Regions from separate parts of the Homo sapiens genome. Here region 1 is linked to region 2. The links are chromatin contacts, found by Hi-C or POLR2A ChIA-PET in ENCODE. All regions are on one chromosome and are shown on one strand. Each heading gives the region's core, a stretch centred on a gene start or an enhancer-like site at or near the end of the contact. The rest is flanking DNA. Distances are from core to core; before and after follow the strand shown. Region 1 overlaps SQOR (sulfide quinone oxidoreductase). Region 2 overlaps BLOC1S6 (biogenesis of lysosomal organelles complex 1 subunit 6).

Region 1 (5,157 bases), core at 333-2,832, 37 kb before region 2:
GGTGACAGAGCAAGACTCCATCTCAAAAAGAAAAAAGAATGTGTCCACAAGTATTCATTGAGCGCCCACTGTATGTAAGGATGCAAGCTGAGAGACAGCAATTTCTCCAGGCCTGACCCCCTCCCACTCTTTTAGCTAGGGCATTGAGGCTTTACATGGGAAAACAAAGTTCTGGAAAGTGATCGCACAAAGGGGCAGCTTTGAGTAAGAGAATCTTCTGGTGTTGGAACAAATTAACCCTCCTGTTGGAGGAGAAACAAAACCAGTTTCACATGGGCTAATTTTGACAAATCAGTTAGGAGACTATTGGAGTGGTCCAGGTGTGAGCGATAAGCTCCTGAATTAGGTGTTAGCATTAGAAATGCAAACAAAGATTCAGATAAGATAGAGGCTGGGAAGAGAGAATAATTTCGGAAGACGTGGGAAAGGCTTCTGGAAGAAAAAAAAAAGTCAAAGTTGACATCTAGACAGCTGAAGAAAAAGGAATTATGTGAGCAGAAAAAGGGAAGTTATGTCAGGGACCTGTTCGGGCTACTTTTGGACAGTTGGGTTCAAGATTTTGAAAGGAGAATCACTTGCAATGAGAATCTCCTAACGGTGGATATAAAGGAGGGCAGTCTAGCGCTCTGGGAAGAGGGAGAAATGAGATTGGATAGGCATGTGTTACTAAAGTTTAGGTCTGAGAGCTTATTCCCAGACAATGGCAATTTGATCTAGGAGTCACAAAGCAGCAACCTGCAGGCCAAGTGCAGGCCAGAGCTGTGTTTTGCTTGGCTCACAGTGCTTTTCTTGAATTTTGAATTAGTCATCAACATTAAAAAATTTGGAGATCTCGACAAAAAATATTCCAGATTCTTGGCCTCTAACACTAAGCCCACATTCTCACATGGAAACTCTTGGCTGGAGCTGAGCAGTCATTGGTCTTCTCCACCATGCACAAGGTTTCAGTTCACTCCAGCCCCACTCAGCCTATGTTGTTCATTTGTTACCTGCTCAGCCCTGGTGTGCATTTCAGCCTGTGGTTACTGCTAATGGCAGTGAGAGCCCTTGGAAGGTCTTAATAAAACTGGATTTATAAAGAGTCCCCAGGGGAAGCTGAGAGGATGAACTGGAGCAATTCAGTTGAGTTCAGCATTTTTGATTGTTTACTAAATGCCAGGGATTGTGCTAGGCACTGCACAGCCAGTGATGGGTAAGAAGAGTCTGTCTGTTATAACAGGAAAGACCAGGAATATGAAGATCCATTAAGCGGCTGTTTCAGAAATTCAGGCACAGTGAGGGTGGGGTCTGAATGGGAACAGAGATGAGGGGTGTGAATGTGAGACACACATTGACATTTTTGCGACAATCAGCTATAGGGGATAAAGAAGAAGGAAGAATGTGAACGATGACATTATATCCACTTGTTCAGGTGAATATAATGAAGACAGGATGTGAGCAGCAATACTAGAATTACTCAAAGTGGAGTAAAGGTCCAAGGCACTGTGAGGGAGAAGGAAAGCACCCCCCTTGAAAACTGAATGAGTGTTGTTCCGAGAAAGGATAGCAGCTGTGCTCTTCCTCTTGGCACACCTCTGCTTGAGTAATGGCAGTGCTATTCTTGCCTTGTGTGTTCAGGAACTGGATTACTATACTGTTAACAAATAAAGAAAATGGAGCAATCTTCACTTAGCCCTGCAGGGCCATGTTGAAACTCTCCCTCTGGAGCTGTTATAAATCCAAACATTTGTTTAAATATTAAGCTGTGAAGCAAGTACACCAGTAGTGGGCCAGGACTGAGTCACTGGGGAAATAGGAACAATCTATATAGCTCTCTGATGATTCAAGGACTGGGAGCTGCACTGGGGTTCTTTAGTTCCCTCACTCTTCAGGGGCAAAACTGTAGGAATTTTCTTTGCAGAGTTACTGATTAAGAGTTGCTAATGAGGACTTTACAATGAAACAGTGGCTCCCTTTGCTCCTGAGAAATTTCCTACAAATTATCCTGACCTATCCTTATTTTACAATCAGAGAATGCATTGTAACAAGAGAACTGACAATTTCACCAAACCAATACAATTGCTAAGCAGAAAACACAAATTATATTTACATAAGGAAAATGCTTGCATTCAGATTCCAGGAAAGAAAAAATATGTCAGTCAATTGGATTATTTCAAATGAAAGTTAAGAGTTTTGACTGAATTATATAGGGGGAAAAAAAATGAAAGAACACCTTGTTTTTCTGCTTGCTGTAGCCAGTGGGAGCCTGACTTCTCACATTCTAGTACATAAAGAAGCACGACTTAGCTCCCCTTCAACCCCACCACTCATAGTTGGCCTCTGGTCAGGTAATTTTCAGGTTTCCTTTCTAGTCTGTATATGCCTGTGTGTGCCCATCTGCAGACTGTAGGACATGACTCACTGGAAAAAGAAGCCTGAGGTGGAATCAGTGTACTCCCAGTCACACAACAGGGATGAACTTGTTTTCCTGAGTTTGTTAAATGACCACATTAAAATTACTCATCAGCCTCAGGAGCATTGGGATTTCCACTCAGAGTCTCACATGCAAGGAGTTCACTGTAAACGGGACTGGCCATTTCATTCAAGTATATCATTCCTTGGAATCCAGTGTGTGAGGTCTTACCATAATGAGAAAACACTCTTTAATTTCAAGGTATACATTTGCTATTTGGACATAGTTGGAGAGACTCTAAACTCAATCCTTTAATAGTTGAGACAGAATGAGGTGTAGACAGCTCACGTCTCTTCTGTGTCCAGCTAGATGACAATGACCCGTTCCTGGTGAAGCTTTGTCTGAGGGCATATCAAGAGTCAAGAGACCCAGGACCACAGTCCAGGGAGTGCTAGGTACAGCTCTTCCTGACCCATTTTGGGCCATGCTTTCTTCATCAATGGAATAAAGGATCAGATTGGGTGGCATCAAAGGTCCCCTGCTTCTCTAAAACTTTGCTATCCTCTAAATGAGAAAAGGAAAATGGAAGTTCACAAGCAGGCTTTCAAATGGGGACGCTTGTTCTAATAACTCCTTAGATTGATCAGAGATGTGAATTTTTGTGGCAAAGAATAACAAGGCTTTAATAAGCAGGTCTGGAACATAATTAGAATGGAAACCATTCCTCTCAATCTCTCCCCGCAAGTCCCCAAATCATTTGTGGAAGTGTTGATATGTGACAGGCATTGTGCTATGCACTTTACGTAATTACTCACAAAAACCAGAGAGGTGGGAATTATTATTCCCATTTTATAAGTGAGGAAATGGAGATTGTAAGACCATGAGATAGTCATTTACCATTTTGAGTCCATTTCCCTGAGTGTAAAATAAGTGGAGGTGTCTAGTTGCCATTAAAGACCTTTCTTACTCAATGATTCAAAACAAGCTTAGATTTGATCACCTAGACCTTGAAAGGCTCATGATTTTCCTCCAAACTCAGATGGCCCCTCATCCATCTCAAGCATCATTTATGTGCTCACAGAAACACAAAACCACATTTACTAGACCCAGCACTGTCTTGAAGAGCTCTCACAATCTATACTCCAAACATGGTGGTTGTTAAAACACATCATTTTCCTATGGAGACATCATGGGCTACCTTAGAACAAATAGCCAAAGATATAAGAAAGTTATCATAGAGTGAAATCACCACAATCCCCACTTCCAGAAGCAGCCCTCCCTCCCAGAAGTCAGGAATTGGTACCAGGATACAGACATAGCCATTTTCTCTCCATTCATGTAGCTAGGGCCAGAGCTGCTGGTTCCCAGCTAGGTGGCATGAAAGTTCCCTGAGGGCTGGGCTAGGGCCAAAACATGGAGATTCATTATGATCAGAAGGGAGTCACCCCATGGTATTTAAGGATGATCATAACATCATCACCCATCACCCACCATACATTTACAAAGTACTTACTATGTACATGGCACAACAGCTAACCTAGGTCACTTGCTGAAGAGGCCAAGTTTTTCTTTTCCTAACAGTCAAAATCATGAAGCTGAATATGGCTTTAACAACTTCAGGCAAGATCCTAGGGACCACACAGGGTGTCTGTAGAAGGAAAGTACATGGGAGACTCTTCTGCATAGGTTGGGTAAGAGATCCTAAGAGCAAGTGATGGACATGTCGGGATCATGACTTAAAAGAGATGGTGCCTAGTTGTAGCCATTTTTTTTAAACCTATTGTCCATTTGGTAGAACCAGTTGTATTAATTTTCTAGGGCTGCCATAACAAAACACTATAGACTAGATGAAGTCTAGAGAACAGAAATTTATTTTCTCAAAGTTCTGGAGATTGAAAGTCCAAGACCTCAGTGCTGATGAGACTGGTTTCTCCTGGGATCTCTCTCCCTGGTTTGCAGATGGCCACCTTCTCAGTGTGCCTTTGCGTGGCCTTTTCTCTGTGCACATGTGCTCCTGACGAGTCATCTTCTTATAAGGATACTATTCATATTGGATTAGGGCTCCACCTTAATGACCTAACTTAATTTTCCTTTTTTTTTTTTCTTTCTTTCTTTTTTTGAGACAGAGTCTTGCTCTGTTGCGCAGGCTAGAATGCAGTGGCATGATAATCTTGGCTCAATGCAACTTCCTCCTCTCCGGTTCAAGCAAGTCTCATGCCTCAGCCCCCTGAGTAGTTGGAATTACAGGTGCACACTACCCCACCCAGCTAATATTTTGAATTTTTAGTAGAGACGGGGTTCCTCTATGTTGGCCAGGCTGGCCTCAAACTCCCAGCCTCAAGCGATCTGCTTACCTCGGCCTCCCAAAGTGCTGGGATTACAGGCGTGAGCCACCGTGCCTGGCTAATTATTCTTTTATTGAGACAAGGTCTTGCTATGTTGCTCAGGCTAGCCTCGAACTTCTGAGCTCAAGCAGTTCTCCCACCTCAGCCTCCCAAGTAGCTGGGGCTACAGGTGCTCACCACCACTTCTAACTAAGGCACTATCTCCTAATACAGTCACATTCTAAGATCCTGGGGGCTAGGGTTTCAATATATGAATTTGGTGAGTCCATAACACCAGTATTTGCCCTTCCCAAAGTTACAGACATAGATAGTCCCAGTGTGTTCTAAATTTCCGAGGGTTTTTTTGTTCTGTTTTGTTTTTTTCCACAAAGTTCTCTACCTCCTGTCCCAATTTAGCACTTTCTCAATGTAAATCACAGG
Region 2 (5,198 bases), core at 257-2,756:
TTGAGCTCAGGAGTTTAAGACCAGCCTCGGAAACGTAGTGAGACCCTGTCTCTAATATTTCTTAAACAATGACATTTTTAAAAAGAAAACAATGTACCATGAATGAATTATGCTATTGTATATGAGGGTATAAAAGTCAAAATATGAATACTGGCCGGGCACAGTGGCTCACGCCTGTAATCTCAGCACTTTGGGAGGCCAAGGCAGGCGTATCACCTGAGGTCAGGAGTTTGAGACCAGCCTGGCCAACATGGTAGAACGCTGTCTCTACTAAAAATACAAAAATTAGGTGGGTGTGGTGGCGGGCACCTGTAATCCCAGCTACCTGGGGAGCTGAGGCAGAAGAATCGCTTCAACCCCGGAGGCAGAGGTTGCAGTGAGCCGAGATTGCACCATTGCACTCCAGCCTGGGCGGCAAGAGCAAAACTCCGTCTCAAAAAAAAAAAGAATACTGAAAAAAAAAAAAAACAACAAAAAACAATTAAACCTCTACTTTTGTAAAGAATGTGAAAGAATTTTCAACTCACTTTTAACTTTGATGTTTTTTCATGAAGCATCAGCATCTCTTTTCTTATATTCACCAACTTGGCATGATAGTGTTTAGCCTCAGCAAACTTAACATGGAAAAATAAATGAAAAGTCAAGTTAAAATAGACTAAAATATCAAAATGAATAAATAAGGCAATATATAAATGATAGTTTGTGCTTCCTAAATTGGTCAAAATTTTTACAGCCTTATCTTCACATTTTAATTCCAAAATAAAGATTTCCTTATATTGTTAGTAGGATTTGAAAGACATTTGATTTAGTTCAGATTGACAAAAGTGTTACTAAACATAAAATAGACATTTATATTAAGATGGGCATAGACAATATTTTGCTTTAAAAACATATAATTCTAAAATTTCAGATAAGACTATCTAATAATGCTATCAGTTTCATTTAAGAAAAGTAAAACATTCTCTCTGCCTTTACAAGAGACAGACTGAGCCAGAGCACATGAAACAGTTTAAGTGAAGTGTCTGCCCATAAGGAAAACCCAAACTGTGGCCACAGAGCCCTGGACAGAAAGGACTGTGGACAAGTTTAATCCATTCCTTGGGCTGCTTTAGTCAGACTAAGCAGAATGATCTCTGTGAGGACACTTTCCTTCTTGAGGAGTCTTAAGTACAGACTTTACAACTCAGCCAACCTGCATAATCTAAAATGAAGTCTTATGTCAGGAGAAGATGGGAGGATGATGCAAGCCTAGAGATGTCAGAGAGAAGGAGAAAAGCACCCTATTTTCAGACAAGGTTACAGAAAGAGAAGAAATGAAAGAAATGTCAGTAGAGAGATTCACAGCCTTAATGTAGCTGCAAGTAAAGTCATTGTCTGATTAGCTCAGAAGTTACAGTGCCTTTTTACATATCCTGGGCCTTCCAGTTTTCAGTTCCCAGATGATAATAAAAACTACTCTTGACTAAGAGAAGAAAAAAGAGGAAGACTCCATCCTGCCCCTTCAGACTAAAGCAACAGTATTACATCTGCTTGGTTAATTCATTCAACATTCATTCATTCAACAAATATTCCTTCTGTTGCAACAGGATTTCAGTGGGGAACACAAAAATAGGTCAGTGTAGCCTTGCCCACCTCCCTCGCAAGAAACCAGGAACTACTGGGCAGATGGCTCTGTATTTACTTCCACAGGCCTCTAATGCCAGAGAATATGAACTTTGTTTTTAATTGTTACAAATGGAAAACATTAGTAAACCATCTTTGTCCAAAGAAAAGTCCATTTTTTTGAGGTATGCATGAATGGCTACAGTCATGTAAACCCAGCTTCTTTTTTTCTTAATAGAGATGGGGTCTTGCTACGTTGGCCAGGTTGGTCTTAAACTGCACGCCTCAAGTAATCCTCCTACCTCAGCCTCCCAAAGTGCTGGGATTACAGTCATAAGTCACTGTGCCCTGCCCACAAACAAAACTATTTTTAATGTTCATCAGAAAATAAAGGTAGCAAAACAAGTTCCTTTTTTTGGTTAATTCCTTGTTTCTTATAATACAGAGTATCACTTCCTCTCATCAAAAAGCTATAGAACTTCTGATGAAATTCAACTGTTCAACTATTTATATTGAAAGATATAACTGATCATTCTCAAAGCGTCCACTTCAGCCTATAGCATTAATTTATTATAGCATTATGAATATGCCATATAATTAAATAAAATGCTAATTTAAGAAACCATGTAATTGGTAAAGAGAAATGCACTTTCTTTAAAGAAAAAAAAAATGGTACCCCAAAGGTTCATTACTTCCAGTTCGCTCTTTTTGTTTGTTTGTTTTTTGAGACAGGGTCTCCCTTTGTCACCCAGGCTGGAGTACAGTGGCACAATCACAGCTCACTTGTGGCCTCGACCTCCTGGGCTCAAGCAATCCTTCCACCTCAGTTTCTGGAAAAGCTGGGACTACAGGCATGTGCCACCATGCCCAACTATTTTTCTAAATTACTTTTTGTAGAGATGGGTTCTCACTATGTAGCCCAGGCTGGTCTTGAACTGCTAGGCTCAAGCAATCCTCCTGCCTCAGCCTCCCAAAGTGCTGGGATTACAGGTATGAGCCACTATGCCAAGTCTAAGTTCTCTTTTCTAAGTCTTCAATTATAAGCAGATCTATTCCAAATGCACAAATAAGTTAAATTTCCTACTATAAATTCAACATTTGAAAGATAACAATTCAACACAACAGAAGTTCAATCAAGGTTTCTTGTTAAAAAGACAAATTCTAAGCTTAAAATCTTAGCTATTGCTTAGCTAAGTCTTAGCTATTGCTAAGACAAGATGTCATTAAATTACATCAACTAAATCATACTTACCAAAGCATTAATATCCAACATAGAATGACATTCTTTAAATTTTGAAATCTCTTGTTCCAGTGTGTCTAACAATACAACTTGGTTCTGTCTGAAACAAAAACACACAGCCAAGACAAACTCTACATATTTAAAGTGCCGGTCCATTAAAAGGAATCATATTCATCTTGGTTAATGGTAACAGTTAGTTAAGTAGGAAATGTATTAACTCTCTAAGGTTTATTTAATATAGAATAAGATTTTTCAAAATAATATTCTAAAGCCACATTCTGATAACTAAATGTGTCTTTTATTCTTGCTTCAATTTCTAATAACTAAAATAATCCAATCATTTAAAAGTATTTTATTACTTGTTACTTTTAACAACTCTCTGTATTATTCCAAAAAAGAAGTTTTTTATAGTATTTTGCCCAAGAAGTTCAATGTTTTATATATCTTAAAATTGCAACATTCCCATAAAGGAAATGAGGAACAATGGTTTTTCAGATTAGAGGTGAGGAAGATGAAGTATCAAGGGATAGTAAGTCAAAAAGAATAATTAAGCAGTAAGATGAAAAAAGCACAGGACTGGAAATCATAGCTTTCCCCGGCCAACAGCCAGTTAGCTATATGATCTTAGAAATTCAGTTTATTTCTCTGGCCTAAATCTCCTCATTTACAAAGTGAGAAGATCAGACCAGATAATTTCTAATGTTTCTCATTACAATTCTAATTCAAAACTCATTGAGGAAGAGAAGCCAACTTCCTTGATATTTCTTTACACATCAATCAATGTTAGGATCACAGGAATAAGTGACATTAAAAGGGTCACCTACCTGAATATTTTAAAGAATGCTACAAAGAAAAATATGTCATTTGCTTGTAAAACTGTGCTATCTAGAGAATAATGATAAAAAAAAAAAAGAAATAACAACGAACAGGCTCAGGGCAATTACAACATCTCTACTATCCAGCACTGAGTCTGGCATACCCTACAGGTCATAAATTTGTCTCTTGGCTGGGCACAGTGGTTCATGCCTATAATCCCAGCACTTTGAGAGGCCAAGGAAGGAGGATTGCTTGAAGCCAGGAATTCAAGACCAGCGTGGACAACAAAGCAAGACCCTCTACAAAAACAAAAAAAACACACACACACACAAAAAATGAGCTGGGTGTGGTGGCACACACCTGTGGTCCGAGCTACTTGGGAGGCTGAGGCAGAAGGATTGCTTGAGCCCAGGAGTTAGAAACTGCAGTGAGTTATAATCACACCACTGTACTACAGCCTATGTGACAGGGTGAGACCCCATCTCTACAAATATAAATAAATAAATAAATAAATAACTTTGTCCCTCCAGCTTGGACTAGAGATCACAGAAAGTGAAATACAGAATGGATGAGAGGAAAACCCAGCAAGTCAACCATCTGAGATACACAGGACAGCAAAAATAGGCTGTTAGAACTAGAAAACAATAGAAGGGGGAAAACAAAAAAATCAATGAGACAAAAAGGTGGTTCTTTAAAAGATCAATAAAATTGATAAACCTCTAGTGAGACCAATCAAGAAAAAAAAACCCCAAAGTATTAGTATTATTCATGAAAGAGCAGTAATCACCACTGATCCCATGACATTAAAAGGATAATAAATGAATATTTTCAACAACTCAGTGCTCATAAATTTGATAATGTGGATGGAATGGACTAATTCTTTGAAAGATACAAACTACCAAAACTTATACAAGGAGAAACAAAAAGTTTATGTAGGCCTATATTTATTAGACAAATTGAATCAGTAAGTAATAACCTTCCAAAAAAGACAGTACCGGGACCAAACGGCTTCACTGGTAATTTTTACCAAACATTTAAGGAAGACGTGATACCAATTCCCCACAGTCTCTTCCAGAAAATATGTCAGTCCTCCTTTATCTGCAGTTTTGCTTTCTTCAGTTTTAGGCACGTACAGTCAACTGCAGCTGTGCTATATCATCACAAGAAGGGTAAGTACAGCACAATAAGATATTTTGAAAGAGAGACCACATTCACTTAACTTTTATTATAGTATAACTGCTGTATTTTATTATTAGTTATTGTTGTTAATCTCTTACTATGCCTAACTTATAAATTAAACTTTATCATAGGTATGTAAGTATAGGAAAAAACATAGTGTATAAAGGCTGACATCCATAACCTGAAAATCCAAAATGTTGCAAAACCTGAAACATTTGGACAATGAATGACCCACCTGACCTCATGTGATAAGTCACAGTCAAAACTCTTTGTTTCATGCACAAAATTATTTAAAATATTGTATCCACTAGGGGTCTTGGAACATATCCTCCTTTGGATAAAGGGCAACAACTGCAGAAGC

What was found. A loop is a pair of places that touch in the nucleus more often than their neighbours do. ChIA-PET counts read pairs that join two places held with the same protein, here RNA polymerase II (POLR2A). Pooled maps may share reads with other maps.
Region 1: a loop to region 2 is called in a map of CD14-positive monocyte, with 2.4 times the contacts of the local background. The contact joins two enhancer-like sites. A Hi-C loop is called at or near these places in 7 of 168 maps with a recorded cell type or tissue (CD14-positive monocyte, CD4-positive, alpha-beta memory T cell, PC-9 and 2 more), 5 of 37 single-sample maps with no recorded cell type and 13 of 50 pooled maps. POLR2A ChIA-PET finds 5 or more read pairs at or near these places in 7 of 52 experiments (B cell, MCF 10A, Panc1 and 4 more).

The regions. Positions count from the first base shown.
Region 1 is chr15:45,638,081-45,643,237 of GRCh38, reverse strand. All of the region lies in intron 1 of SQOR (sulfide quinone oxidoreductase), which reads right to left. Among named protein-coding and RNA genes, the nearest start is that of SQOR, 5.6 kb to the right of the region's middle. RefSeq lists an enhancer at 1,401-1,450. Within about 2 kb of position 1,582, at least 21 of the 41 ENCODE cell types and tissues checked have a DNase peak (open chromatin) inside an H3K27ac peak, as active enhancers do; they include CD14-positive monocyte, where a contact is called at or near this core.
Region 2 is chr15:45,600,844-45,606,041 of GRCh38, reverse strand. It overlaps BLOC1S6 (biogenesis of lysosomal organelles complex 1 subunit 6), which reads right to left. Exons shown (of 5, transcript NM_012388.4): 3 at 2,855-2,942; 4 at 528-614. Among named protein-coding and RNA genes, the nearest start is that of BLOC1S6, 16 kb to the right of the region's middle. Within about 2 kb of position 1,506, at least 3 of the 41 ENCODE cell types and tissues checked have a DNase peak (open chromatin) inside an H3K27ac peak, as active enhancers do; they include CD14-positive monocyte, where a contact is called at or near this core.